Regions from separate parts of the Mus musculus genome. Here region 1 is linked to region 2. A link is a loop called in an ENCODE intact Hi-C map of the cell type or tissue named here. Cell type or tissue: heart. All regions are shown on one strand. Links, peaks and the distances in the headings refer to the core of each region. The heading gives the core; the rest is flanking DNA. Region 1 holds the start of Gm36210 (predicted gene, 36210). Region 2 holds the start of Tnnt1 (troponin T1, skeletal, slow).

Region 1 (14,743 bases), core at 5,120-9,119, 400 kb before region 2:
AAGACTCAAGGGAGGAGTAATGGGGCACCTGGGATGTGAAACTTCTCAGCAAAAGAGCTCCTCTAGGAAGCAAACAGTTCCAAAAAGGGGTGCTCTCTAAACAATGTCCTGCCTTCAGGACACTGGCTCCTTCTGTCATCAGTCCCTTGGAAGAAGCCTCTGGCTTGGCTTCTTGCCTATTTTGAAGAGTTACGTCCTCAGCACTCATCTCCCTACTTCACCCTAAACAATTTCACTCTAAGGAAAGCCACTGAGTAGGGATCAAGGCTCAGGCATCCACTCCAGCACCCACTACCTGCCTCATTCCCTCTCAGATCCCCCAAATCCCTAGTGAGGATGCCCTGTTCCCACAGGATCTGCAACCTCTTTCCATCACGCAGTGTTACCAGCCTTGTACACACTCTCCCTGGCACACCCTGCCTGTGCATATATTGATGCCCGCAACTCAACATAGCCCATGCCTCTCAGCTCCCAGCACTTTCTCTGATCTCCATGCCCCCCCCCACCACCACCACCAGGGATAACCCTTAGCATGTTTCTTCTCCCACTGAAATCCTCTTGCTTCGCTGTCCTTAGCCACTGGCCGTGCTGATGACTGGAAAGAGAAGAGCGATCTGAATAATAAATATTCTCATCCTCCAATCCAGGCACCAACAGGTCCCAAACGAGCCAAATGTCTTTCCACCCAGGAGGCATCTTGTGATGTCTGGAGACACTGGCTGTTGCTTGTCTGTCAAGGGCAGGGACAGAGGTGCTTCTCAGCACCCTACAGCACACAGGATGAATCCCTACAAAGATGCAGTCCAAAAGAGTAGCAGCTGACAACTGCAAGGGTCCCCGCCCCCAAATACTCTATGCCATGGCCTCTGACCTCCCATGGCATCCTCTAGCAGTTTGCTTCTCTCCTGGCCCAATCCCAGCAGCATATGTAAGGAAACAAGACCCCTTGTTCCACTTCCCCCAGCCCTTTATATGTCAGGGGGACTAACCTGCCCCTCCCTCTGGAACCACGTCAGGTGCCTGCAGTCCCCACATACCCCAGCTCCTTGTACCTGCAGTCCCCACATACCCCAGCTCCTTGTACCTGCAGTCCCCACATACCCCAGCTCCTTGCTGCTGAGTCTTTCCTTTAAGCATATCTCCTAGCTGCAGATGGCTGACTCTCCCTTCTGTGACCACCTTAGCCTTCGGGCTGGATCCTTCTAAACCTGGAGGTGGAGAATCAGAGCTCAGTCAAGAACTGCTGTCTTCCTCTCTGCCCCCACTGCCCCTCTCTGAAAGCCCTTACCCTCCCCTAGGATTCCACAATCTATAGAAAACTCTAAAAGTGTGACTCTACCCAGGCCTCTCCTTTGCTCCAAATGCTTGGGACACAAGATACCTCACACTTAACCACAATCTAACTCCAGGTCTTTCTCCCTCTATGCTCTCCTGTTACAAAACTTAAGGGTTGGGCAGGAGATGTAGCTCAGTTGATGGAGTGCCTATCCAACACACACAAAGTCCTAGGTGTGAGCCCCAGCACTGCTAAACCAGGTGTGGTAAGAGGAGGCTAAGACAGGAGGATGAGTCTGAGGCAAACCTGGATAGTAGTCACACCTATAAGGGGACAGAAGACAAACTCCCTTACAGGAGCCTGCTGACTGCGCATAACTACGTCCGTCTTCTCCCCTCTTGCAGGCCTCCTGTCCCTCTAGCCGTTCAACTAAGCAGGGAAAGCTACCACCACCTTATGCCTAGTGCCCTTCCCCTCCACCATCCACAACTCACACTGTCACCTCCAAGTCTTCAAGAACTCACCCCAGAGAGCCTTCCTCAGACCACCCTTGAGCACTCCCTGATCTCCTCCCATGCCTTATTTGCTCCCTTCTTCACGGGGCCCATCACCTTCTAAATACTATAGGGCAAGCATTTCTCTTTGTCTTTTTGAGACACAGTTTCTCTGCACAGCCCTGGCTGTCCTGGAACTCACTACCTAGACCAGGCTGGCCTCGAACTCAGATGTCTGCATCTGCCTCCTGAGTGCTGGGCTCAAAGGCGTGCATCACCACCACCCTAGCCAGGACTTCTCAACCTCACCAGCACAGAGATTTGGAGACAGGTCATTCTTTGTCAGAGGGGCTGTCTAATAAATGGATGGGTGTTCATCAGGATTCCTGACTCAATAGGATGGATGCCACTGGTAACAAAACACAGTGCCAGCTTGACCCTTCCCTAGTAAATCCTGAAGTCAGTACTGCAGTGACAGTACCCCAGGACAGTCCCATCAACATATAAGTCTCTTACTGCTTGTTCTACTCTGTCAATGTTCACATCATCCAAACAGAGAACCTCTGCTTCGTTCGATCGATCGTTCTCTGATGCATCCATCACCCACCAAAACATCAGGAGAGAGCATGCTCAGTAAAGACAGTCTGAGTGAAGAGAGGGAGGCACCCCCTTTTGACAGGTTATAAAGGATTTCTTTTTCAAAGGGCAATAGGCTATGAAGGATTGTTTTTTTAAAGGGCTGTTGTTCCTTTTGGCGTGTAGGTGACAAATGAGGTTCAGAAACTGTCTGTGCCTCTGAGGCCATATCTTTTAACACAAGAGGCCCAACGGAACAGGGACCCATCTTAGCAGTGAGAGTGCCCTTTAAGCGTCTGGGCTTTACGAGGAAGCTCTTGGGGTTTGGGATGTAGCTCGGTTATTAAGGGTTAATGACTGGCATGCACAAAGCTCTGGGTTCTTGTCACAGTACACCATAGAACTGGGCGTGGTGGCACAGGCAGGCCTGTAATCCCAGCGCGCAGATGAAGGCAGCAGGATCGTAAATTTAAGGTCATTGTCAGCTATACAGTGAGTCTGACGGCATCCTAAGCTACATGAGGTTTTATCTGGGAGGGAAAAAAGATCTCTTTGTTCAGATAGTCTAGGGACCAGCAGAATTATGAAACTTTTCCTTCAATGTTTGGGAAACTATCACCCGCTTTTAAGGAAATAACCCCCTTTTAGGAGAAAGGGGAGAAGGGAAAGGGCAGGAAGCTTTGCAAAAATGCAGCTAAACACACTGTCCTTACCCCTTTAAGAGGGCGGAGCCGGCCTAACAGATTAAATATCGGAGGCGAAATAGCGACCTTCCCTTTAAGGTACCCCTTCCGGTTTCCCGCTCGCCGTTCTCCAAACGACTCCGCCCTCCGGCCCTTCCCCCACCGCGCCCTCCGGTCTCTCACCTGTGGCCCCGGTCGGGGAGGGGGATCAAGGAGAACCCCAGGGCCTTCCCGCGGGGGCTGACGGGAAGCGGGGCCCGGCACAGCGCTGCGGGACCCGCGGCCCGGGAGGGGGCGGGGGCGCGCTCCCTCCCCACGGCCCCCGGCGCGAGGCACTCAACCTTTATCGGCGGCCTCTCGCGCACACAAACCCCGCCGCCGCCGCCTTCGTGCGTCATGACGCAACGCGCCAAGCCCGGCCCGGCCCCACCCACTGCTGGGGTTCGCCAGATGCAGAATCCCGGGGGTCCAAGCCTCAGGCCCGTGGTGTACACGCAGACCCTGTTCCCTCGTGCTGGGAAGGAAACTGAGGCACTCAACCTTCCTGCATGGCCTGGGATGGCCTGGGTCTCGGGAGTCTGAGTTGCCCCTACAAGCCTGCTTTTTTTCCCCTGCCTGCTGGTATCTGGGGCCAAGCTTGCTTTCTGAGCCTGTGCTGAGACTTTCGGATAGATTATTTTTGTTGTCTTAATTGTTTTTTGTTTTTGTTTTTTACTTTTTGAGACAATGGGCTCTTGTAGGCTCATGTAGCACGGGCTGGCCTTGAATTTTTTTTTTTTTTTCCGAGACAGTCCTGGAACTCTGTAGACCAGGCTGGACTCGAATTCAGAAATCCTCCTGCCTCTGCCTCCCAAGTGCTGGGATTAAAGGTGTGCGCCACCACTGCCCGGCTGCCTTTTTCTTAAGATCTATTTATTTTTACCTTCTCTGTATATGTGAGTTCCCACATGCATGTCTGTGCACCCCATGTGTGCCTGGTGCCTGAGGAAGCCAAAACAGAGTGTCAGATCCTTTGGAGCTAGAGTTACAGGGCAGTTGTGAACTGTCTGGTGTGGTCCCAAGGAACCGAAGCCCAGTCCTCTGTAAAACTAGCAGTTGTTCTTAACTACAAAGCTATCACCCCAGCCCTAACTTAGAGGGCTGGTGAGATGGCTCAGACTGATGGTACTGATGCTCGCTGCCCAGTGAAGCCATAGAGGAGTCTTAATCCAGCAACATGGCTATTGTGGCTGGAACACAGATATGACCTTAGTACACACCTTTAATTCCAGGAGACAGAGGCAAGCAGATCTCTTTGAGTCCAAGGCCAGCCTGGAATAGAGCAAGTTTCAGGTAAGGAAAAGCTTAGGACCAGGTTTGGTGGTGCATGCCTTTAATCCCAGCACTCAGGAGATAGAGGCATGTAGATCTCTGAGTTCTAGGCAACCAGTTCAGTTGAATCAGTGAGTTGAGAGGCTATGCAGAGGAGTTCAGAGGTAGTTTTCATAGAGATGGTTTTATAGAGACAAGTTGCAGGTGAAGACACAATGAGCCAGAGAATAAAAAGAAGCCAAATTAGAACAGATTTCTAGAGTTAGTTTGAGGTCAAGCAGAGCAATTCAGTCAGAAGCTGAGAGAATCAGTCACTTTGGAGAGGTGTTTAGGCCAGAGAAGCTGAGTTGAACCAGCCAGCCAGAATTCAGAAAGAGCTAGAAAGGGTGAGTTTATTCAACAGTAGACATCAGAGATGGCAATTACATCTGGAAAATAGCAATTACATTTACAACATGGATATGGTGAAAGGTGAGAACAAACTCCCACAAGTTGTCCTCCAATCAGCATCTATGCTGTGTGGCAAATACATGCATGCCCATACACACAAAATAAGTGGCTGAATGTAATTTACATTTTTTCATTTTATGTATGAGAGAGAGAGAGATCCAGAGAACCCGCCTTTGATTTCTAGAATCCACAACAGTGGCTCACAACTGTAACTCCAGTCCCACAGAACCCTCCCGAGACACCGTGGACACAGGCACAGACATGAGTGTGGTAAAACACACATACACATAAAAAGAAATATATTATTTAAGTTCAAAGTCTCGCCTGAGATTCAAGGCAGCCCCTTAGCTGTGAGGCCCTGCAAAGTCAAAAAGAAAGTTCCAAGATTCTGATATGCAGTGACACAATAGACACCCTGTAGGGTCCGAAAGTCAAGTCGCTGAAGACTTCAGACTCAGTATGCAAAGACGGTTTATTCTAGAGAAACAACCAGCATGCAGAGGTCAAATATTTTTCAAAATGTCAACCCCAGACAAAGGTGCATAGGCCTTCTTATAGGGGGACTGTCAGGAAGGATCAGGTAATCTAAAATTTCATTGGTGAGTGCTAGGCTGGGGGGGGGGGGTCATGGGTGGTCAGTGGCCTGCATTCCTATGTCACGAACTTTAACTATAGGATGAGGTAGGGCTACCCAGCGCAGATGGCCCATTCTGAGATAAAGTATTTTCCCCATTTTTGTGGTTATCCCCAGGTCTTCTTTGGGAGGAGTTTTATGACCTTGTTTCTGTGTTTTGTGGTCTGCTTGGAGCTGGTGCCTAATTGCTTTCTTTTCAAAGTCAGGCCTGGTCCTTAAATGAAGACAAATGGGGTTTATGTTGTCCTTTCAATTCCCATTCCAAAATGGGGGAGTGGGAAGATAGGAAAAAGAAAGAAAGGAAGAAAGGAAGAAAGGAAGAAAGAAAGAAAGAAAGAAAGAAAGAAAGAAAGAAAGAAAGAAAGAAAGAAAGAAAGAAAGAAAGAAAGAAAGAAAGAAAGAAAAAGCCACCCAAACCCAGCAGGGCAAACATTAGATCCTGTATTTCCACTGCCGCAGCACAGGACATCCTGTGGGCTTTGTTGCAGCATGCATGGCCTCCATGGACGCTGGTTCTTCTCCACATATTTTTCTTTACCAAATGTTCTACATTCTTGGTTTCTCCAACGTCCTCAGGTTTCCATCTTGTGGAAGACTTCACTTCTATAACTTCATACATGGTCCACTCAAGGTCTTTGTAGTGGTTTGAAACAAAATGGCCTCCATAGGCTCATAGGAAGTGACAGTATTAGGAGGTGTGGCCTTGGAGGAGGTGTGGCTTTGTTGGAGGAAGTGTGTCATTAGGGGGTGGGCTTCAAGGTCTCCGAAGCTCAAGCCAGTTCACCTCCTGCTGCCTAATGAATGCAGAACTCTGAGCTCCTCCACCACCATGTCTGTCTGCGTGCTACCATGTTTCCTAAGATGATAATGGACTAAACCTCTGAACCTGTAAGCCAGCCCCAATTAAATGTTCTCCTTTGTAAGGGTTGCCGGGATCGTGGTATCTGTTCACAGCAATAGAAACTCCACCCTTAGCAGGTAAAATTCCAAGTTTCCTGGAATACAAGCACTCCGGTACTGGGTAACTGAGATGGTGCCTTAAGTGATTACCGAGGCGGGGATGGGGGTGGGGGTGTAGCATATACAGCGTGGATACACTAGACACAGGATTTGTTTTCTAACTGCAGTGGATGGCATACTGTTCCATACTGTTCAGAACAGAATGCAAATTAAGATGACGAATGCTTTAATTCTGGAATTTTCCGTGTGGTATTTGAAGACCAAGATTGATTGTCTAAACTAAAACTAGAGAGACCTCAGATTACACGGGGCTGTGGGGGGTGGGGTGACGGGGGTTCCGGGAATGCTCACACAAATGGAACAGGAGAAAAGGGGGCCTGGGACCTTGAGCTGGACCACCCAACATCAGTATAGATATTTCGCGCCCCCTGGCGGATCATCCCCAAGTTGCAAGCTGTGTGCTCAGGCTGGACATGGCTTGGAAACAGAGGAGCTCGTGGATGTTTCTCTTGGCTGCTAGGAGCAAGGAATCCAGGTCAACTTCTGGAACTGAGCTAGCAAAAATGCTATTAGCTACAGCAGTGGTGACCCCTGGCTGGCCCTGGGAGTGTGAGCCTTTCATTCGACTCTGGAGAGACCCGAGAGTACACTTCCAGCAACTCTGGACCAAGGAATTCCAGCCTTCCCCCACCTACCAAGATTTGTAAAAAATAGACTTTATCTGGACGTGGAGACAAGCCTCCCTAAGGAACCACCCATAGGACCTAGGTGTAAGTGTTAACAGCTCTGAGGGGAAAGGTTTCCTTGACCCAAGTGTTGCAGTTCCGCTATTCTGTAAGTTAGGCGCCAAGAAATACCACAAAGTTGCACTACACATCAAATCTTACTCACATAAGAGATTTACTGGGAAAGACACAAGAGGGTGGCTGCCTCTGCTCAGGTGAAAAGCAGCAAAGAACTGGACAGGAAGCGGGCTTCATATAGAATTTCCTGGGTGGGACGGTCAGAACTTTCTAAGGTGGTCTGGGCTTGTTGGGATTCTCTGGTCTCTTCTTGGGCTCCCCCTCCCCTTTCCTTTCCTCTGTAGGACAGAGCTTGGCTGCTTGCATCTCTATGGGCTGGAAATGGCCTTTATGGTTGTTTGAGTAGTCTGGGGGCAGGGCCTGGCCACTGGCTCTCCTCCAGGGACTTACACTCAAAAGGGTGGTTCACTTTAAGATAATATACTTTTTCTTCCCAGAATTCTCTCCCACTGATGCAGTCTCAGGTTCAGCTGGGTCTGTGTGCTTCCTTAGAAAGGAGTAAATAACTGTTTTTCCTTTCTTCTTTTTCCATCAGACTCTAGCCAGAGCCTGAGTGTGCTCTTAAACGTCCTCACCATGGCTTTGGGCTTCCTTGCTCTGCTGTGTGGCTTGGCTACCTGCTGTCTTGTGGCTGACTTCCCAGTTCATCTTCTCCCTCCCTTCTCCTCCTCTTCCTCCTCCTGACAACTGTGAGCTTTACAGCTTGCCTGCTCTGGGACTTTCTTCTTTTCTTTTCTTTTTTTGAGTTAGAGTCTTTACTAGATATTAGTTCAGGCAGATGCCTTGGTTCTGGATCCCCTCTCCCTTTAGGTCACAGTGAGCGGGTTTCTTCAGAAGAGCCTGTGGGGCTGAGACTTCTGAGCCCCATGGGCAGAAGCAGAACTGGAAAGCCTCAAATACATGCTGCTTCCATGCTTCCAGGCTGGGCAGCAGGGAGGAGAGCCCAGGGCTCTCCGTCAGACACCTTGGAGGTTTGGTAGGACAGCAGCTGTACACCCGCCTCTGCCGGGAGGCCGATCACAGGGTTGGAGGGCTGAGCTGGGAACGTGAGCAGGGGTTGGCCCCTGCATAGTGGCACCTCTAGTCTGAAAACAGTTCCGTTGAGCACCTGCAGCATTGGTGTGGTGCCCTGGTAGGGAGTACCAGTCAGGGCCACAGTCAGGAGGCATTCCCCGCTGCCCTGCTCCCCTGGGACCCCAGGGTTGTGGAAGATGGTGACATTGAGGCCAGCCTCTTTCACCAGTAGCTTAGCGTTCAGCAAGTTCATGTCTGCCTGCTTAGATGCTTCTCTCAGAAGGCCGACAATGACTACAGGGCTCAGGCAGGTCCCAGCATTCTTCAGAGATGTTCCTTGTGTAACCACCTGGATGGTCCCTTTAGGGGAGCCAGCCCAGGCGTGCATCTGCCAGACCAATCCAAGGCTTAGTGTGTGGAGAGAAGGCACTGGTGAGGGCCTGGGCGTTCACGACGCCTGTTAGAGATTTCCCCTTCACCATGTCCACAAACTGGACTGCGATTTCCTCCCCACAGCAGCTCTGGGCCTTCTTGGTGCTGGCACCCAGGTGGAGACAGCTGATGATGTTCTCGTGGTCCACTAAGGCCCGGTGGTGGCTCTTCTGTAAATATATCCAGTGCAGCCCCAGCACATTGACCAGACCGCAGGCCACCTTCATCCACAATGCCTCCTCGAGCACAGTTCACCACTCGCACGCCTTTCTTGCACTGAGCAAAGGTGCTGTCATGCAGCAAGCCTGTGGTGGAGGGCAGGAGAGGGGTATAGATAGTTATGAAATCACAGAGAGGCCAGATCTCCTCCAGCGGCAGCTGCTGAACACCAAAGGAGGCCGCGACTTCAGGAGAGATGACGGGGTCATAGCCTACAGTCTTCATTCCAAAGGACTGCATTCAGGTGGCCACCTCTCTTCCGATTCTGCCTAGGCCAAGAATTCCCAGTATCTTCCCGTTCAATTCTGTCCCGTGAACTTCTTCCGGTCCCATTTGCCATCTTTCATCGAAGCCGTCGCCTGGAGAATCTGCCTGGCCAGACACATGATCATCCCACAGGTGAACTCCGCAGCACTGATGCTGTTTGCATTGGGGGTGTTCATGACTAAGATGTCCTTCCTCATGGCAGCCTCCAGAGCCACATTGTCCACGCCTGTACTAGCCCTGCCCACCGCCTGGAGCTTCTCTGCTGCATTGATGACAACAGCAGTGACCTTAGTAGCTGACCGGACAATAATGCCTTCACAGTCCTGCAGCTCGGCTGTCAGCTCCTTCTTGCTCAAGTTCTGCTTCTCCACCACCTGCAGCCCTCCATCTTGCAGGATCTTCCGGCAGCAGGGCTCCAGGCTGTCACTGATGAGTACTTTGCTCAGATTTGCAAAGGCCATTGCTAGAGTCAAGCCTTAGAATCAGTTGCTCTGGGTGGGCAGAAGCACTTAGTTCAAAAACTGCAGGCAAGGGCTGGCTCTGGTGACTGGGCAGGAATTTTCTTTTGTTTTTTAAGACAGATTTATTTATTATTATATGTAAGTACACTGTAGCTGTCTTCAGACACACCAGAAGAGGCCATCAGATCTCATTATGGATGGTTGTAAGCCACCATGTGGTTGCTGGGATTTGAACTCAGGACCTTCAGAAGAGCAGTCAATGCTCTTAACCGCTGAGCCATCTTGCCAGCCCCCAGAGATTTTCTTTTTAAGCTCTAATAAATTGTCCTTGTGTTTCCATCTGGGTTCACACACACACACACACACACACACACACACACACACACCCGAGACAGGGTTTCTCTGAATAGCCCTGGCTGTCCTGGAACTCACTTTGTAGACCAGGCTGGTCTTGAACTCGGAAATCCACCTACCTCTGCCTCCCAAGTGCTGGGATTAAAGGTGTGTGTCACCATCGCCTGGCAATTAGGTCTTTTCTTAATTCTTTTTTTTTTTAAGAGATTAGCTATTTTATGTATGTATGTATGTATGTATCTATGATGTATGTATGTATTTTATGTATTGTATGTACATGAGTGTTCATGAACACCAGAAGAGGTCATCAGATCCCATTATTGGTGGTTGTGAGCCACTGTGTAGTTGCTGGGAATTGAACTCAGGACCTCTGGAAGAGCAGTCAGTGCTATTAAAGGCTGAGGCACCTCTCTAGGCCCTTCTTAATTCTTTTATTAATGAAACTAAGGGCTTCATGAGGGGACCCTGATTTCCCCTTCCCTGGATCACATGATAGCTCTGCTGAGACCTCAAGAGACCTGGTAGTGGGTCTGCTCTGCCTTTAAATTCTTTAAATCAGCAGAGAAAATGAACCTGTGTCATCTTCATCGCTAGATGGTAACACACACACACACACACATACACAGAGACAGAGACAGAGAGAGGCCACAGCAGGAGTGAGGAACTTCAGGGCCATTCCCAGCCACTGAATGAAAATGAGGACCTGAGGACCTGACTGTTCCTTAATGTGGTTGAAGAGAAGGTTTTATAGCAGATATCAGGGAGAGCACAGCCAGAAGCATCCAGACTAAACAGGGCCATGGGGCTCGGGGGAGGAATAGAAGGAAGGATAGAGGGGACAGGGAGAGCCCATGGGAACCGAGAGAGCTTGTGGACCAGGGGAGAGTTATATAGGAAGAGTTATATAGGAAGCTGGAGAAAGAGAAGGTAAGCCCGGGCCCTGGGCTGGAGAGGTTTAGGGGTGTGGGAGGGGTGGGAGGTGCTGGGAGGAGCCACAGGGATTGTGGGAGACTTGCCCTGGGTTTCTTTGGGACCTGACATTTTAAGTTGAAAGCCAGCCTTGACAACATAAGAATTACATAAGACCCTGTCTCAAAAATGAAATGAAATAAAGCCCAAGAGACACAAGGAGTCTAAGAGACCCTGAGAGGAGCCAAAAAAGACCAACATGGTGAAAGACAGGATCAGAGACACTAGAGAAGAGGGAAGGACAGACAGCAGGGAAGGACAGGCGAGGTACACAGGCAGGGACAGTATAAGAATGAAGAAGATTGACAGCCATGAAGCTAGTGAGAATCAGGAACTTTTAGAGGTGGGAGAGATGGAGGGACCTAATTCAGGAAGAATTTCAAGGAACTAGAGGCACCAGGGCATCGGAGACCCTGACTATCCCCAAATAGACACTTGTCACAGAGGCCGGTCCTGTCTCTCAACAGCAGGAGCCAAGCCAAGTTTGGCTCACAGCCTCTCCTTCAGTCAGAGATCCAGTACCCTCCATCCGAAGTGGCACTCACATACACACACCCCCACACAGACATACACGTATACAATTATTTAAACAACCCAGAATCCCTTGGGGGACAGCCTCAGACGTGTTCTGTTCTCCCCACCCCTGGAGTCTGAAACCTGGCTCCCGCATGGTTCTCAGGATTCAGACGCCAGAGTCGGGTCCCCTCACAAAGAAGTAGGCCTTGGGGTGGGGTAGTCTGAGGGTGATGGGCTTATGTGGGGTGCTTGACCCACCCCGGAGGTTCTGGCACCTCTCTCAGAGACAGGATCCTTCTTCCAGCCACCAGAGATCCCCTCCCCGCGTCTCCTTTTCAAAGGCACTCAACATTAATCGCTGAGGTTGACTCTGTGCCTAGCCCGGCCTTGCTAAAGAGGCTTTTGTCCCCTTAATTGGCTATCTCTAAGAGCCTATCTCCGCCTCAGCACCCACGCGCCCCTGCTTTATATCCCAGGCCCAACTATGTGTTAATTGGGCATGTAAGAGATGTGCGGAACACCCCCTCCCCTCCCTGCCCCTTGCCTTCCTATATGAGCCTCTCACCTGCAGTCATCAGAGTCCAGCATCTGCAGTGGGACAGGCACATCGGGAGGGCTTACCTTAATTACCAGGGTGGTTTCCCATTCTGTAACACCAGACCTTGAGGCCATATGCTCCTGTCCCATCTCTGGTTTGTGGGGTGATTTCTGATCTGCATTGTGACTCCTAAGCAACCAGCCATGCACCCTGGATCCCCTGCAGCCCCTGGGGTCTCTGAGCCTGGACCCCGAGAGCTGTGTGCCTTTGTGAGTGGGGCTTCGGCCCACATGCTGCGGGCCCTGCAACCCAGGCGTATTCGGCCCTCCAAACGCAGACCCAACCACCGGAGGTTTCTACACAACCAGATCTGCAGGTAAGTGGTGCTGGGAAGAGGCACAGGGTGGACACCGGGAAAACCTCAGGCTGATTTTAGCACCATTTTGTATCCATTACCGTGTGCTTTCTGTGCTGAGTCAACACCCATCACTCAGCAAAGCCAATGAAAGCTTTACAGAGCCTGAGTCCAGGTGTGGGGGGACCGAAGGCAAGAATGGCCCGAGTAAATAACTGTAGCCAGGCACTGTGGCATGGGACTGTAATCTTAACACTCCTGAGGATGAGGCAGAGGGACTGCTGCGAGTTTTCGGCCAGTTTATGTAGCATGTGAGAGGCCAGCCAGGTTAGGTAACAAGATTCTGCCTCAAAAATAAATAGATAGATAGATAGATAGATAGATAGATAGATAGATAGATAGATAGATAGATGAGAGGGCATGGCACCACCATGTGGATAAGCCTTGAAAAGAAGATTTCAGACAAAGTAGGTCTCAGCTGTTAGCCAGAACCATAAATTGAGAAGCCCAACAAAGCTGCCAGCCGGAACCGGCAGAGAGGCTGTGGTTAACAGGGAAGAGGTCCCCTCTGGAGAGGATGAAAAGCCCTAGAGCTAATTAGAGGCCTTGGTTGTACAAGATAGTGAACACTGGTCAGATGTGGCAACACAGGCCTCTAACCCCAACAGGCTGAGGCAGGAGGATTGCTGCTCATTCCATCCCGGCCATTCTCGGCTACAGGGTGAGAGGGTAGGTGTAGGGGGACTGATGGATTATGGGAAGGTAAGTGTGTGTTATAGATTAGTAGGAAAGGAGCTGCAGTTTTGAACTATGTATTTTACATTGTTATAAGTAGGCTCATCAAACATCTGAGTTTCAAAAGTGGAATGAGTTGGACTGTGAGGTTTTTCCCTCATCAGCCATATTTACCCGGCCTCTGGACAGCTTACTTTCTCAAGTGGCACCGTATATCAATGGTCCTCAACCTGTAGGTCCAGACCCATTTGGGGGTCACATATAAGCTATCCTGCATATCAGATATTGACATTAGAAAAATTACCATTATGAAATAGCAAGGAAATAATTTAATGGTTGGTTGGGGGCCAGCATGACATGAGGAACTGCATTAAAGGATTAAAGCATCAGGAAGTTTGAGAACCACTGTCATATATGGTATGTTAAGGTTTCTTTGTAATTGACATATGCTGTGTATGTGCAAAACAAAATACCTTTTAAATTAAAACAGGAATCATAACAATCGACACATTTTTTCCAGAGAGAAGTAACGGTTCTTATCATTATTCCTGTAGTATAATAATTTAAGCTGGACAGACAGACAGACAGCTCAGTGGTTAACAGCACTGGCTGCTCTTCCAGAGGCCCTGGGTTCAGTTCCCAACACCCACATGGCAGCTCACAAGTTTAACTCTGGTTCTGGGGGGGGGGGGGAGGATCTGATGCCCTCATATCTATGCACATAAAATAAAATTGAAATAAATTATTTTTTAAAAAATTCAAGCTCGGAGAGGCTAGAGAGATGGTTCAAGGGTTAGAGGGGTGACTGCTCTTCCATATGTTCCCTGCACATATGTATGTCAGGGGGCTCACAGCTACCTGTAACTGCAGTTCCAGGAGTTCTGAAGCCCTCTTCTGGTTTTCATGGGCAACTACACTCACGTGCACATATCCCCCGCACCCCCACACACACATACATACAGACCATATGTCTAATTAAAGAGAAATCTTTTTAAATGCCATATATGGAGCCCCTTGAAAAAGTGTCAGTCAGTTGTCCAGAGGTCAGGTGAATATGGCCAACAAGGCAAAGCCTCATAGCCCAATTCCTTCCACTTTTGAAAACCGGATACTTCACGAGAAGTCCAGCAGTGGCACGGAAAAGAGGTGGGCCTTTCCTGCTGGCCAGTGCCAGCTGCAGGAGTCGACGTTTTGGGTGCATCTCACGGATCTGCTGAGCATGTTTCTCAGATGTAATGGTTTTGCTGGGATTGAAAAAGCTTAGGGGGTCAGACTGGCTGCAGATCACTGAACAGTGAGTGAACGATCTTTTTTTTTTTTCTCCACGTTAGCTTTGGGATGTGCTGAGCTGGCCACTGCCTGTTGTTGTGTAGAACACACTTTTCTTTCTTTTTTTTTTTTTTTAAGATTTATTTATTTTTATTGTATAAAGTACACTGAGCTGTCTTCAGACACTCCAGAAGAGGGAGTCAGATCTCATTACAGATGGTTGTGAGCCACCATGTGGTTGCTGGGATTTGAACTTCGGACCTTTGGAAGAGTAGTCGGGTGCTCTTACCCACTGAGCCATCTCACCAGCCCCAGAACACACTTTTCATTGCATGCCACAGTCCAAAGAAACAGTTCTTGGGCCCGGTGTGGTGTTGCTTGCCTTTAATTCCCGCATTTGTGAGGCAGAGGCAGAGGGAGTTCTATG
Region 2 (14,743 bases), core at 6,102-10,101:
CCATGGCTCCCACACTGTGCTCTGAAGGACGTCCCTGCAGAATAAACCTCTCCAAACCAGAAGGAACTGTGTGTCTGCTAACCTGGGGCACTTGAGAAGGGTGAGGGCAAGTGGGGTGGAGTCACAGGCAAGTTTCTAACATGGGTTTCTCACATGGGCTAGTCTCTTCTACAGAGAGCATAGAACGTGCCAAGCCCAAGGAAAGACGTGGCTCTGGGGTTAAGAGAACTGGCTGGGTTTCCTAGAGGATCCAGGTTTGATTCCCAATATCCACATAGCAGTTCAAAATATCTGTAACTCAGTGCCAAGAGGTTCTATGTCCTCTTCTAGCCACTGCTCAGACAAGCAGACTATCTATACATATCACAATTCTTTTTTTTTTCTTGATTTATTTATTTTATTATGTAAGTACACTGTAGCTGTCTTCAGACACCCCAGAAGAGGGCATCAGGTCTCATTATGGATGGTTGTGAGCCACCATGTGGTTGCTGGGATTTGAACTTACAACCTTCAGAAGAGCAGTCGGCGCTCTTAACTGCTGAGCCATCTCTCCAGCCCCCATATCACAATTCTTTATTAAAAATATTTTTTTTTAGAGCACCAAGAAAAGAAAAATAGAAACACGGCTATATTCACAGTGAGGCAGACAGATGACAGAGATCCTGTAAGAGACAGAAATAGGAAAGTGGGCTGGTGAGATGGCTCGGTGGGTAAAGCACCCAACTGCTCTTCCGAAGGTCCGAAGTTCAAATCCCAGCAACCACATGGTGGCTCACAACCATCCGTAATGATGAGATCTGACTCCCTCTTCTGGGGTGACTGAAGACAGCTACAATGTACTTACATATAATAAAAATAAATAAAAAAATCTTTAAAAAAAAAAAAGAAATAGGAAAGCAAGTCGGGTGTGGTGGCACACACACTTTTCATCCCAGCACTCGGGAGGCAGAGGCCACTGGATCTCTGTGAGTTCGAGGCTAGGCTGGTCTACATACTGGATTCCAGGTCGGCCATAGTGAGATCCTGTCTCAAAAAACCCCAAACTAAACTCAAACCAAAACCAACCAACTAACCAACCACCCACCCAACCAGAGAGAGAGAGAGAGAGAGAGAGAGAGGACACAAAGACATGCAGAAGGCTTGAGAAAGAGAGACAGAGAGACACATGGCCCAGACACAGAGGGGCAGAGCCCAAGTGATAAACAGCTTAGAGAAATATACAGACACACCGACCGCCAGAAACACACGGACAAAACCACAGAGAGATCGTGTTAATCCCACCACTGGAAAGTGGTGGCTGGAGGATCAGAAATTCAAGGCTGTACTTAGTTACATAATGAGTTCTAGTCTAATGAGGGCTACATGGGACCTACTATGTGGAACATCTTTCATTTCAAATCTTTTATCTCATTCCCCAAACAAACAAAAACCAAAAGCTATGCAGAATTTCACAGCAATCCAGATGACAGACAATGGACATGTGTGTGTGTGTGTATGTGTGTGCACACACACACATACACAGAGAGAGAGAGAGAGGGAAGAGAGAGGAGAGAAAGATCAAAGAGTCCAAACCCAAGAGGGGAAGAGAAGCCCAGAACACCCACAGAAACAGAACTGCACTGGAGGGAGGCATGGAGGGGGCGAGAAAGCTTGCCTTGCCACCACTAGCTTCCCTGGAGTTCAAGGTCACGGCTTGACTGGGAGTGGGGGTTGGTGGTGGGAGGATACTAAAAATGTTCCTGTTGGTTAGAAAGAGGAGGGGCTGGGAGAGTGAGGGCTCTCCAGTCTGACATCTCATCCCCTCCCCCCTCCCCACACCTGCTTCCCAGCTTTAGCTGCCTGTTGTCACCACGGTGGAATTCTGGTGGTGGACAAAAGAGTGGGGGTAGGGAGGGGGGAGACATTTGGACAGAGACAGAGAGGAGAGAGATGGAGGAAGCGGGGGGGGGGGCATGTGGGGAGGGGGGAAGGACACAGAATATACAGATGGAGGCCAGAGACAGAGGCCATGAGAGAAGTTTGAGAGAAGCCACACAGAGGTAGAAATAGAACCTCACTTAAGACATTCCCCTGGGTCATTAAGCCTCCTTTTCCTGTACTGTTTCCAGTCTTGGGAACTCCAAAGCACTGGGTATTGTTGGGTACTCTAAGAGGGTTTGAGGGGTGGCCTGATGGAGCCTGAGCCCTACGGTGTTTGCTGATGGAAATCCTACAGGGATGTTGAAGCCGATGACAGGTGTTGGACCCCCAAACTGGATGGAGCCAGAGGGGGCAGGGCAGGGCTCTGAGCATGGGGGATGGTGTCTGAATATCGGAATCCTCGCCCCCTCCTCCAACCTGGGGCGGGGCTCAGCACCTAGCTATAAATCCAGGGGGTGCGTCACTGTCCTCAGAAGCCTCAGACTCCCTCTACAGCATCTGTGGACCCAGCCTTAGGTAACTGTCTCTGAGTTCTTAACACTGATGTCTTTGGGGAATGGGGGCCAGGTGTGACAGTGGGGACAGAATATTCTCTTCCTTCCTCCTCCTCCTCCTCTTCCTCCTTCTTTGAGACAGTCCCATTCGGTAGCCCAGGCTGGCCTTGAGTTTGCAATCCTTCTGCCTCCTGAGAGTTGAGATTATAGGCAGCAGCAACCCAGCTAAGCCTGAGCCTTTGGGAAGACTTGGAGTGGCAAAAGTGGAGGGGTAGAATCTGGGGGGGGGGTACATAATCTGGGGCTGCTCTTCTTAACATTGTGGAGGAAGCATTCTGAAGGCAGAGGCATGTGGATCTCTATGAGTTCAAGTCTAGCCTGGTTTACAGAGTTCTGACTAGTCAGGGCAACATAATAATATCATCTCAAACCAAAGCAAAACCAAACAAAAACGGTTCAGAGACTGGGAAATTGTGGAAGGGCAGGTGCCCCGTGAATTAAGCTTTGGAGAGTATGAGGTACGGGGAACTGGGGAGGGCTTAGGGCCAGAAGTCCCAGTGCTCAAGAGGTTGAGGCAGAGGATTTTGAGTTCAGGGCCAGCTGAGAAACAACAATGTCCTGTCTTGGAATACAAACAAAGAAACAGCCAACTATTAGGAACAGTGACACTGTTATTCGTGGTGTCCTAAAAGGGATCCCTGAGTTTGGTTGTCAGGTATTTGAGGATCTTATATCTGGGGGCAGACTGTTCTGATGTTCTGGGAGGCACAAGAATCAGGAATTCAAGGTTATCCTTGGCTACATAGTGAGTCTAAGGCTAGTTTGGGTTATATGAGACCGTGTCTCAACACCACCCTCCAACCCTCTTCCAATCCTGAGGGTCTGAGACTGTTAGTGCCCAGAATTCATGTGCTGGTATGAACTGGGCACCCAACCGAGAGATGCGAAGATTTCTTGGTCTCACACAACAGGGGCATAGGACTGGATCTCAGAATCTGTGGGTAGTGAGCTTTGAAGATCTCAACCTGGGGGCTTTCAGGCCTAGAACAGCAGAGTTTGGATGAGGGGGTCACTGACTTTAGGGTCTCAGGACGAAGCTGCTCTTGATACAGCCATCCCTTTGTGGAATGTAGGGGGAAGGGGAAAGCGGGACAGGATGGGAGGAATCAGGGCTGTGGTAGGAGGGGAGCAGTGGGGCTGGGGTGGGGGGAGCCCCACTTCTCCAACTCCTTATTGGGAAATGTCCTCTGTTTCTTTGTCTGTGACATTCCCCCAAAATAGCACTAGAAGTGGGGCAGCTATTGTCTTTAAATCCTGTCCCTTTTCCAGTATCTACTAATCCCTCCAGGGATCAGGTTCTCATGGACCTGTCCCAGGACAAAAGAAAACAGCTGTGGTGAAGGAGGCCTACTGCCGCCTGCTTGTGGGGCTGCGGCCTGGCCTCCATGGCCTGGGCTGGGCTGGATGCCAGCCTTCCCAGATCCCATTCCTCCTCCATCAGACTCAGGAGTTCAGGCACCAGCCCCCTTCCTTAGGGATCTATCTCACTCAGCCTCCTCTCTCTGGTCTGCAGGTCTCTCCAGGATGTCAGACACCGAAGAACAAGAATATGAGGAGTGAGCAACGCAGTCTGGGGGCTTGGGGGCTTACAATGTGGAGAGATCATCCTATCCCAAGATGGCTAACTGTCCTCTCTTCTCTCTTCTCTCCTTGTTCATGTCTCTAGGGAGCAGGCAGAAGGTGAGTGGGGAGTGGGCTGGCCTAAGGGGTCGGGTAGGCCCTCTGGAGTTCTGACTTGGAGGAAACGGCTCCTGGAGCAGTCTAGCCCCACTTTGGTGTAAGGGTAGGGGTGTGGTATACTGATGCTACTCTCAGAAAACCCCTGGCAGCAACTGGAAATGCTCCCTGTTACATTTGCAGCTGGGGCACAGAGGGTCATCTTGTTAACCCAGTCTCCTATCCAGGACTAGGGCTTGGACCCCAGGTCTGAGGGAGGAGGGAGGAGGCCTGCTCTCCTGGGTCTGAGTGGGGAGTGCTGAGGCTAATCTCTGAGTCTCTGGGACACATTCACTGCTCCAGAGTTCCTAACATTTATGTGTCCCCACTCCTTTCCAGATGAGGAAGCGGTGGAGGAGGAGGAAGGTGAGGCTTGAATCCCACAGGTCTCTTCCTAGGCCTTGGGCTGGGGAGTGGGGGAAGGGACGATATGTTGGTCTGGAGGATCCTGGGTCCACTCTTTAACAGCATCTCGCGTCTCTTCCCACCCCTCTATGCTTCTGTGTGGCTGCCCCTTCCTGCACCTCCCTCCCAATCTTCGCTTCTCCTCCTGCCCCTCCCAGCCCCCGAGGAGCCGGAGCCGGTGGCAGAGCGAGGTAACCATAGCTTCTTCGCCTTCTGGGATTGATTCGGGGTGTCTGGGGACCCCGACATCATCAAGTCCGCAATCCACCATCACCTGATAAGCTCCTGGATAACCAGTCTGGCCCAGCCTGATCCTTTAAGCCCCTAGGGCCCTCCTGCGCCCTCTGGTGGCCGTGAAGGGAAATTGCCTGGCGTGGTTTGTTTTTTTAACCCCTTTCCCTTCCTTAAAGGGAGTGGTGTGCAAGCCTTCGTTCCAATCTTGGAAGAATGCTTACTAGAAAAGCTGAGTGTTGGCGGAAAGGTGCCCCATCTCCTCTCCTTTTGGCCTCTGACCCTGTATGGTTTTTTGTTTTTTTGTTTTTTTTTTCGAGACAGGGTTTCTCTGTGTAGCCCTGGCTGTCCTGGAACTCACTCTGTAGACCAGGCTGGCCTCCAACTCAGAAATTCGCCTGTCTCTGCCTCCCGAGTGCTGGGATTAAAGGCGTGCGCCACCACCGCCCAGCTGACCCTGTATGTTATATTTCTCCACTATATACATTCGAAGGCTGGGGCCTGAACCTTTTAATCTTATATTATGTTTTGTTTGTTTTTGAGACAGGGTCTCACATAGTCCAGGCTGACTTCAAACTTGCAGCAACCTTCCTGCCTCAGCTTCTTGAGGGCTGGGATTACAGGTGTTCACCACCACACTCAGTTTGGTTATTTATTTATTTATTTATTTATTTAGGGTTTTTTTTTTTTTTTTTTTTTGAGACAGTCCCCACCTGTAGTTTAAGCTGGCCTGAAATTCGATATATATCTTAGGTTGGCCTTGAACTCATAGCAACTCTCCTACCTCAGCCTCCTAAATCCTAAGATCACAGGCATGAGCTGAGAAACTTGAACTTTAGGGAACCACTAAGAAGTGTGTGGGGGGTGAGAAATATGTGTCCTAAGGGAGTAGGGGGCTGGGGATAGAGATCTGGGGTCCCTGAATGAAGAGAAGCAATGGGCTCTCTTTCAGTGCTGGGTAGGATGGGGAAGGCAGGAGACAGGGGTAGATAGAATTGTAAATTGTCCAGGCGTTTGGTCCTTTGGGCTTTTAGAGGTCTGGGTGGGGGTGTCCCCACACCAGTGGAGAATGTATGTCTGATGCGAGTGACCTTTTTTCCCCCTTTTCTCCACCTCAACTTTCCTTCACTCTCCTAATGTCCTCCCCCCAGCCTTGGGCTCGCAGGCTGCTTCTGGGTTTCCTCTTAAGGATGCCAAGCCTCTCTCTACCCAACTCTCTCTAATTATCTTTTTGTATTCCCCCATTGCCACCAGAAGAAGAGCGCCCCAAACCCAGGTGAGGTGCTACAGGGTGGGTGTGGGTTACAAGCCTATCTTCTCATGCTCCTCCACCAAGAGAGACAGGGCAGAGAAATCAAAAGGCAGAGAAATCAGGGCTTGAACACAGCCAACCTTAACTCTTAAAGCAAGAAGTTGAGGACCTTCCTACATTGTGAAACAGGTCAGATATAAAAATAACAGCCTGGGTTCTAGAAAACCATGCAAGGGGACTCTGTGTTGGCCCAGGGCCAATCAAGGAAGGCTTCCCGAGGAGGTGATAACCTGGACCCTCTCGATAAAGACCTTGCTAGCTGAAGGAAAGTTGTAGGCAAGGACAGTCATTTCTTACACTCAAAGTGAGTGGTTATGTATAAAACCCACTCTGGGTGCAGAACCAGGCCATCGTGAGAGTATGGTTAAGCCAGGGAGGCCAGTACAGGCTGTGGAAGCTAACTGAGCTAAGAGGAGGCCCGGAGAGGCCAGGGCTAGAGCTTAGGGACTCTTGGAGGAAGGAACGCAGTTACAGAGGTTCCAGGTTGGAGAGCTACCAGGGAAGGAATGCAGGAAGTGAGGGCCCTTTCCAAGGACTTTTGGGACCGACAACACATGGTCCTTAGAGACACCAAGTGGATGAGCCCTGCCAAGGCAAGGAATGTTCTGACACATGAATTATTCGGGAAGTTTCTGCTAACTTGGGCCTTGGGAAAGAGTGTTTGCCAGGCAAGGTGTTGCTGCATCCTCGGAAGAGTAGTCTTGGTGATTCTGAGTTCAGCATCTGTGGGTTTTGCTGATCTTAAATCATAGCTATTAAAAGAAACTGTAGGTGACCCGAGCACGCAGACGTTTTTCTTGTTACAGCTGCGCACTGTTGCTGTTAAACAGCCAGTAGTACAGCGTTAGAGCAACCAGGCAACTGTAAGTTGCTTAGAGAATAGCGATCTTTAAAGTCCATGGCCTTTAGCATGCGTGATCCCCGGGCTTCATCCTTACCCTTGAAATAAAATCTTCAGGCCTGGAGAGATGGCTCGGTGGTTGAAAGCACTGACTGCTGCTCTTCCAGAGGACTTGGGTTCAGTTCCCAGTATCCACGTGGTGGCTCACAAACATCTGTAACTCCAGTTCCAGAGGAGCCGATGCCTTCTTCTGGCACTTGGCCATACACGTGTTACACAGGCAGCAGGCAAAACCTCATACATACACATAAAATAAAATGGTTAAGAAGAAAGTGAAGTATCTCAGAGCAGTGCAAAAGGAAGAGCAGTGCTTTTAAACTGTAAGGCCTTTATTACGTATTTTGCGTGTGTGAGCACAGAGGTGTGTATGGTGCAAGTGTGGGGTGCAGAGGATGATTTACAGGGGTCGGAACGCAGACAATCAGGCTTGTCATGGGGGTCTTTGTTTGCTGAGCTACCCCTGCCTGCTTTTTATGCAGAGCATTCAATATATGGCCTCGTATGTTTGAGACAAGCATTCCGTCTTGAGTCACCCGCAGCCCCTCACTGGGGGAGTCGCCCCCTGCCTCTCCCTGGGGGATTCTTGTCAGGCATTCTACGGCCGAATCTCATCCCTAGCCCTGTTGTGATTTTTCATTTTGAGGCAGTGTCTCTTAAGTTTCCATGGATGGCTTTAGATTCTCTCTAGACCAGGCAGGACTTGAATTTGCCTCAGACTTCCGAGCAGCTAGGACAACAGATCTGTGCCACCGGGTCCTGCCAGTTTTTACAAGTATGTCAAAACAGGCAAAACAAAATACTCAAACTGTATTTCCCTGACTGTGGTCTCACACAGACTCGGGGGCCGGTGGGGGTGGGGGTGGGGGGTGGCTGTCATTTTGAACAGCGTGTGGTAAGGCAGAGGAGGGAGGCCAGCCTGTTGATGATCTCCAATTCTATCGACACAGCCGTCCTGTGGTGCCTCCTTTGATTCCCCCGAAGATTCCAGAAGGGGAGCGTGTGGATTTTGATGTAAGTGACAGATGTCCTACCCCAGAAGCAGCTGCAGGATTCTTGGCGCCTTGAGCCTATTCTGAAAAGTGCCCTTCTATGCTTCCTTCATGAAAACCCTGGGGGTAACCCAGGGTCCTGTTATTAGCAAGGAATGCTTTGCTGACATCTGCTGGAAGCCATCCCAGCTGGCTGTCAGTCATCACCTAGGGCTGGGGTGGGGCAGGCTCCAGGGCCCTGTCCGGCGGCCTCACGGGCTCCCTCTTCAGGACATCCACCGGAAGCGCATGGAGAAAGACTTACTGGAGCTGCAGACGCTCATCGACGTGCACTTTGAACAGCGGAAAAAGGAGGAGGAAGAGCTCATTGCACTAAAAGACCGCATTGTGAGCCGGAAATCCGGGTCCTCTAGTTACATCTATCTCCCGTTCCCTCCCTCCATGTAGTGCTTTGGGGTCTCTGGGAGAAACAGCGGGGACATTGGGCGGGTCCACTCCAGTATCCATTTCTACCAGGAGTGCATTTTGGAGGCGGAGGCAGGAAGATTACCATGAGTTCGAGAGACTGTCTCAAAAAGGACAATTAAATAAAAGAAACTATCCTTATTTCGTTCGTCTACTGGTGGAGGGACAACTTGTGGGAGGGGATAGCCTCCAAGAACCCCCACATTCCCTGCCCCAATCTTCCCCTTAATACCCCTAGGAGAGGCGACGCGCAGAGAGAGCTGAGCAACAGCGCTTCAGAACGGAAAAGGAGCGAGAACGCCAGGCCAAGCTGGCGGTAGGTGTCTGTCCTTTCCCTATAGGAGAATACTTTATTTCCCATTTTGATACTCTCTACGGTTCTCAGAAAGTCCCTGTAATGTCTAGCATAAGGATTTTCCTATTGGAAGGGTGAACAGTGCATATAAATAAAAAGTCTGCGGCTGATCTAGCTTCAGGCAGGGCTGGACTAAGAGACTTAAGCCACAGCACAAAGGCTGAGCTTTGCTGGGTATGATGGCCTCAGACCTATGATCCCAGTACAGGAGAAGCCGAGGCAGGAGGATTTTGTGAATTTGAGGCTAGCCTGAACTATATACCAAGTTAAGGAGTGGCTCTCTCCGTGGCTCCAACTTCACTTATGGAGATGCTAAGCCATCAACTACCCAGGCTAGGCTCTTCCTCCATCAGGTATGTAAGGCCACATGTCGTGGACCCCTTTGTTCTCACAGGAGGAGAAGATGCGGAAGGAGGAGGAGGAGGCAAAGAAGAGAGCAGAGGATGACGCCAAGAAGAAGAAAGTTCTGTCCAACATGGGAGCTCATTTTGGGGGCTACCTGGTCAAGGTGAGTCTAGCCTGTGGAAATCTGCGTCTACAAGGAGGGAAGGGAAACTTGAGGGTGCTGGACCTCATCCAGGGCCAGCTGTCACTGTAGATAGCATGCGGCAAGTAGGTGAGGGAGACACTCTGCTGATTGTCTCTGTCCCTCTTCCGGCCACAATGTTCCTCTGGTGGTGCCTGGGTGTGAGGGAAGAAGACCGGGGCCTGTACGCTTGAGGGAGGGGGCACGGAATTTGAGTTCCTGAGTCTGAGGAGAGAGGGCTGGAGCCTGGAGCTCTGGGACTGAGGGAGGAGGAGGCTGAGGCTGGACCCCTGAGTGTCTGAAGGGGGAGGGCTGAGATGTACTCCTTGCATGTGGTGGAGGCACTGGCCTTGCTGAGTGGATTTAGCCTCCAGGTTCTATCCCTGGCTTGGGATTCCTCCCACTCCAGGCAGAACAGAAGCGTGGGAAGCGACAGACTGGTCGGGAGATGAAACTCCGGATTCTGTCTGAGAGGAAAAAGCCCTTGAACATCGACTACATGGGGGAGGACCAGCTCCGGTAGGTCCTGGCAGCTCTCAAAAGGCTTCCACGGGCGATACTCCGGGTCTGAGCCTTGGTGCTGTGTTACTTCAGGCAATTGGCACTCCTTTTTCTGGGCCACTGTTGCTTTCTATGTTCAAAATGTCACTCAAATGCAAGCTACCCGGTGGATGGCCTGGCCTGTAGTGTCTGGCATCCACAGTGCCCCCTTCCGTATTTAGGTGGAATTGCAGCATTCAGGGAGGAGGTAGGAGGATCAATTCAGGGTCATCCTCTACTGTATATTGAGCTGGAGGCCAGACTTCACACACACACACACACACACACACACGCACGCACGCACGCACGCACGCACGCACGCACGCACGTACGTACGCACGCACACACACACACACACGCGCGCGCGCGCACACACACACACACGCACGCACACACACACGCACACACACACACGCACACACACACGCACACGCACGCACACACACACACACACGCGCACACACACACACGCACACACACACGCACACGCACGCGCGCGCGCACACACGCACGCGCGCACGCGCACACACACACACACACACACACACACACACACACACACACACACACACGCACGCACGCACTATGTAAGTAATAAAAACCAAACGGCTTTCACTCTGGGGCTCATAGCCATTACTTCCGGAGACTTCCATTTAGGAACTTCTGTTTCAGAAAGTGGTCACACATTTGAAAACCTTTTGTGGGCAATTTAGCAAGAGTGTAGCGACTATACCAATCCCAAAGAGACTTGCTGCATGGCTTGGGGTAAGTGGCTCGACCTCTCTGGACTCAGAGGGCAGCCTGGATCTTGCTGCATCCTGGTCCTTCTCGACCTGCTAGGGAAAAGGCCCAGGAGCTGTCAGAATGGATCCACCAGCTGGAATCAGAAAAATTTGACCTGATGGAGAAGTTGAAGCAACAGAAATATGAGGTGAGACCTACCTGCCTCTGTTGGGGCCCAGGCTGGGTGACAGGTGTGGCAGGTGGCCCTGGTTGGACATCTACCTAGCCTGGTCTCCTGCTCCACAGATCAATGTGCTCTACAACCGCATCAGCCACGCCCAGAAATTGTGAGTGCCACTCCCAACCTCCACAGACGGCTCCTTCTGTTCCCTCCCTCCCTCCCTCCCTCCCTCCCTCCCTCCCTCCCTCCCTCCCTCCCTCCCTCCCTCCCTCCCTCCCTCCCTCCTTCGGCTGCTTCTGCATACCACTGCCCTTTTGGCACCTCCTGTCTGTTTCCTGAGACATCCTATCCGTATCTGTTCTTGTGGGTTTATTTATTGGCTTTTTTTGTCTGTTTAATTTGCTTATTATTTCAAGGCAAAGTCTGTTTTGTTTGGTTTGGTTTGGTTTGGTTTTTCGAGACAGGGTTTTCTCTGTATAGTCCTGGCTGTCCTGGAACTCACTCTGTAAAGCAGGCTGGCCTCGAACTCAGAAATCTGCCTGCCTCTGTCTCCCAAGTGCTGGGATTAAAGGAGTGTGCCACCACTGCCCGCTCAAGACAAAGTCTTACTTGGTAGTTCAGGCTGGCTTAGAACTCACTGTGTAGCCCAGGCTGGCTTTGAATGTGTAAGCAGATCTTTTTGTCTCAAACCAGTGGAATGCTGGGATAGTTGATGTGACTTACCTACCATTCCTGGTTTTTTGTTGGACTGCTTATTTATTTTTAAGTCAAGGTTTCACATAGCCCAGACTCACTAGGAAGCTGAGGCTGGCCTTGAACTACTGATCCTCTGGATTCAGCCTCAGGAGGGCTGGGGTTATTGGCCTGCACTACAGTCTTTTGCTTTTCTTTATCAGCTCTTAGGTTTCAGTCTCACTCCCGGTCTGTATTCCTCCAATTCTTTTCTGAGTACATATTATTTTACACCATTTTTTGCATCATGTTTACATGCACACAGTGTGTACATGTGTATGTGTGTTTGTGTATGGGTGTATGTGTAGGTATGTATATGTATATGGGTGTATGAGTGTGTTCGGGTATGACTGTGTGTGTGTGTGTGTATGGGTGTATGTGTAGGTGTGTATATGTATATGGGTGTATGAGTGTGTTCGGGTATGACTGTGTGTGTGTGTGTATGGGTGTATGTGTAGGTGTGTATATGTATATGGGTGTATGAGTGTGTTCGGGTATGACTGTGTGTGTGTGTGTGTGTGTGTGTATGGGTGTATGTGTAGGTGTGTATATGTATATGGGTGTATGAGTGTGTTCGGGTATGACTGTGTGTGTGTGTGTATGGGTGTATGTGTAGGTGTGTATATGTATATGGGTGTATGAGTGTGTTCGGGTATGACTGTGTGTGTGTGTGTGCCCACAGAGACCAGACGTTTGTATCCACTGGAGCTAAATTACAGGCAGTTGTGCACCATACAACATGTGGAGTGTGCTCAGGAGACTTGGAAGACTTGGTTTCTTCTTCCTTGTGGTCCCAGGGATAAGGCTCAGATCTTAGGTTTGGCTGCAAGCACCTTTACCTGCTAACCCATCTCGCTGGCCTCTCTCTCTCCCTTTCTCTCTTTGTCCCTCCCTCTTCTGCCAGTTTTCCTTCTCTCTATTTTTTCTTATTAAGACAAGGTCTCCCCGTGGGGTGGTGGCGCACGCCTTTAATCCCAGCACTTGGGAGGCAGAGGCAGGTGAATTTCTGAGTGCGAGACCAGCCTGGTCTACAAAGTGAGTTCCAGGACAGCCAGGGCTACACAGAGAAACCCTGTCTCGAACCCGCACCCCCCCCCAAAAAAAAGAAAAGGTCTCCTGTAAGTTGGAGTGACCTAGAACTCCATTGGTATTTGAGACTGCCCTTAAACTCCTGACACTTGCCTGCCTCCATCTTCCAAACCTGGCACATGTGTGTGTGTGTGTGTACACACATATGTATACATATATGAATATCTATGTATGTATGCAGTACTGGGCACTGAGTCAGGGCCTCTCCCATGTTAAGTAAGTACTCTACCACTGAACCACAAACTAGGCCTCTCACTGGGGGATTACACACACACACACACACACACACACACACACACACACACACGTATGTAGGCCAGGTTGTCCTCAAACATTTCCTGATGCTCCTGCTTCATCCTCTTCAGGGCTGACATCACTGGTGTTCCCCACCATGTCCAGGCTTCCTGCTCAGTCTCTTTCTTGTTCTAGCCTTTTCTGTACTCTTCCAGCCCTCTTGAGCCCTGATGCATGTCACCACCTCTAGCTAACCCTTCTTTCACGCTCAAGCCCCTTTCACATAAATTTGCATGAGTTATCTGTGAACTAACCAAGAAAGTCAACTCCCACCAACCACTGGGCATTATCTGAAAGAGCTGCACTCAAAGGGGGTCGTAGCTCAGTGGTAGAACCACTACCTAGAATTCCCCGTGAGGGGCTGGGGGCGTGGCTCATAGGTAAACCCCTGCCTAGAATCCCCCAGTGAGAGGCCTGGTTTGTGGTTCAGTGGTAAAGTACTTACTTAACATGGGAGAGGCCCTGACTCAGTGCCCAGTACTGCAAAAAAGAAATAGCACTGCTGGCCTCTGCTCCCGACTTCCTCTGGGTGGGGGTGGGTATTTGGTGGACTTCCTGAATTTTAAAGATGCTGTGCTAAGCTTATCTCGGAGGCTCAGAACCTCTTCCTGACACCACCTTCTTCTCCCACAGCCGAAAGGGGGCTGGGAAGGGTCGAGTTGGAGGCCGCTGGAAGTGAGACTGCCAGGACATGACCTGCTGTGTGGAGCCCAGGAGCCACTGGAGCGTGTCCCATCTGTAACTCAAAATAAAGTGCCCCCAGGCATCTGCTTAAGTTCTTCAGGGTTGTTATTATGTGGGTTGATCGACATCTCCATACTGCCTGGGAGAGCCATCAACTGTCATTAAAGAGAGTTCAAGTTCATGACTGGGAGTACAACTTGTCTAGAGCTCATGAGACCCTGGGGTAAATCTCCAGTTCTGCTTAAACTAGATACGATGGCGAGTGACAGTAATCCCAGCACCGGGGAGGTAGACACAGGAGGCTCGGGGTTTCAAGGTCATTCCTTGGCCACACAGTGAGTTCAAGACCATCCTATATGAGAAATAAAGACAATACAGGTGGTAGTGGCATATGCCTTTAATCCCAGCACTCGGGAGACAGACACAGGCATATCTCATGAATTTGAGGCCAGCATGGTCTACAGAGCGAGTTTCAGGGCATCAAGGGCTACACCAAGCTACACCAAGAAACCCTGTCTCATCAGACAGACAGACAGACAGACAGGGCTGATAGAGGAATAGATTTATAAGCTGTGATCCTAGGGCCCAGGACACAGCCCAGCAGGTAGATGTGGATCCTGCCAAGCATCGTGACCTGGGTTGGATTAGACCACAACCCACATGGAAGGAAGAAGTAACTTCTGCAAGTTGCCCTCTGCCCCCCACATGTGTTGTCATACGTAAGCATACATGTACAATGACTAGAACGACTAGCAAAAGACATGTGGTTCTGGGGCAGGAGCAAGGGCTTAGCAGTCATCAGTTTTGCTGCTCTCCCATTCAGTGGTTAGAAGGGTGTGCACGAATGCTGTGCTCAGGAACTCAAAACCGGAACATAGTTTTTGGTCAGTGCTCTCCTTCCTTGTGGGTCCCAAGGATGGACTTCTTGCCTTGGGGAAGAAGGGTGGGTGTGTGTGTGTGTGTGTGTGTGTGTGTGTGGTGTGGGGTAGGGTTCACGTATCTCATATCAGGGTTATCCTTTTGGATTTATGACCATTGTTTCCCAGGACTCGAGCTTTTTATGGCTTATTTCTCTGCATAAATCCAAAGATTATGGAGTGGGTGGGCTGCTTTAGTTCCCCTTAGG

Evidence for each region. Peaks named below come from ENCODE experiments on the same cell type or tissue, not always from the same donor. Only the 100,000 strongest peaks of a DNase experiment are listed, where the experiment ranks them.
Region 1: a loop joins it to region 2, with 2.2 times the contacts of the local background. A loop is called at or near these places in 2 of 42 quality-filtered maps.

The regions. Positions count from the first base shown.
Region 1 is chr7:4,903,875-4,918,617 of GRCm38, reverse strand. It overlaps Gm36210 (predicted gene, 36210), which reads left to right and starts at 10,901. Exons shown (of 2, transcript NM_001370858.1): 1 at 10,901-12,333. The coding sequence starts at 12,161. Zfp628 (zinc finger protein 628) reads right to left here and starts at 3,401. Exons shown (of 3, transcript NM_170759.2): 1 at 3,213-3,401; 2 at 1,102-1,208. It overlaps Gm51297 (predicted gene, 51297), which reads right to left and starts at 653; the gene lies at 588-653. It also overlaps the pseudogene Gm5320. In heart, for the core only: a CTCF peak has its summit at 6,822 (motif pointing left); a DNase peak (open chromatin) is centred at 6,851.
Region 2 is chr7:4,503,624-4,518,366 of GRCm38, reverse strand. It overlaps Tnnt1 (troponin T1, skeletal, slow), which reads left to right and starts at 2,392. Exons shown (of 14, transcript NM_001277903.1): 1 at 2,392-2,436; 2 at 3,988-4,030; 3 at 4,141-4,154; 4 at 4,530-4,556; 5 at 4,754-4,786; 6 at 6,081-6,102; 7 at 7,987-8,050; 8 at 8,299-8,415; 9 at 8,732-8,809; 10 at 9,243-9,356; 11 at 9,784-9,893; 12 at 10,755-10,845; 13 at 10,944-10,984; 14 at 13,567-13,797. The coding sequence starts at 3,999. The coding sequence ends at 13,612. It overlaps Tnni3 (troponin I, cardiac 3), which reads left to right. Exons shown (of 8, transcript NM_009406.4): 8 at 1-62. It also overlaps a transcript of Ppp1r12c not described here. In heart, for the core only: CTCF peaks have their summits at 8,292 (motif pointing left) and 10,066 (motif pointing left); DNase peaks (open chromatin) are centred at 6,736 and 8,286; H3K4me3 peaks cover 1,529 bases; H3K27ac peaks cover 2,780 bases.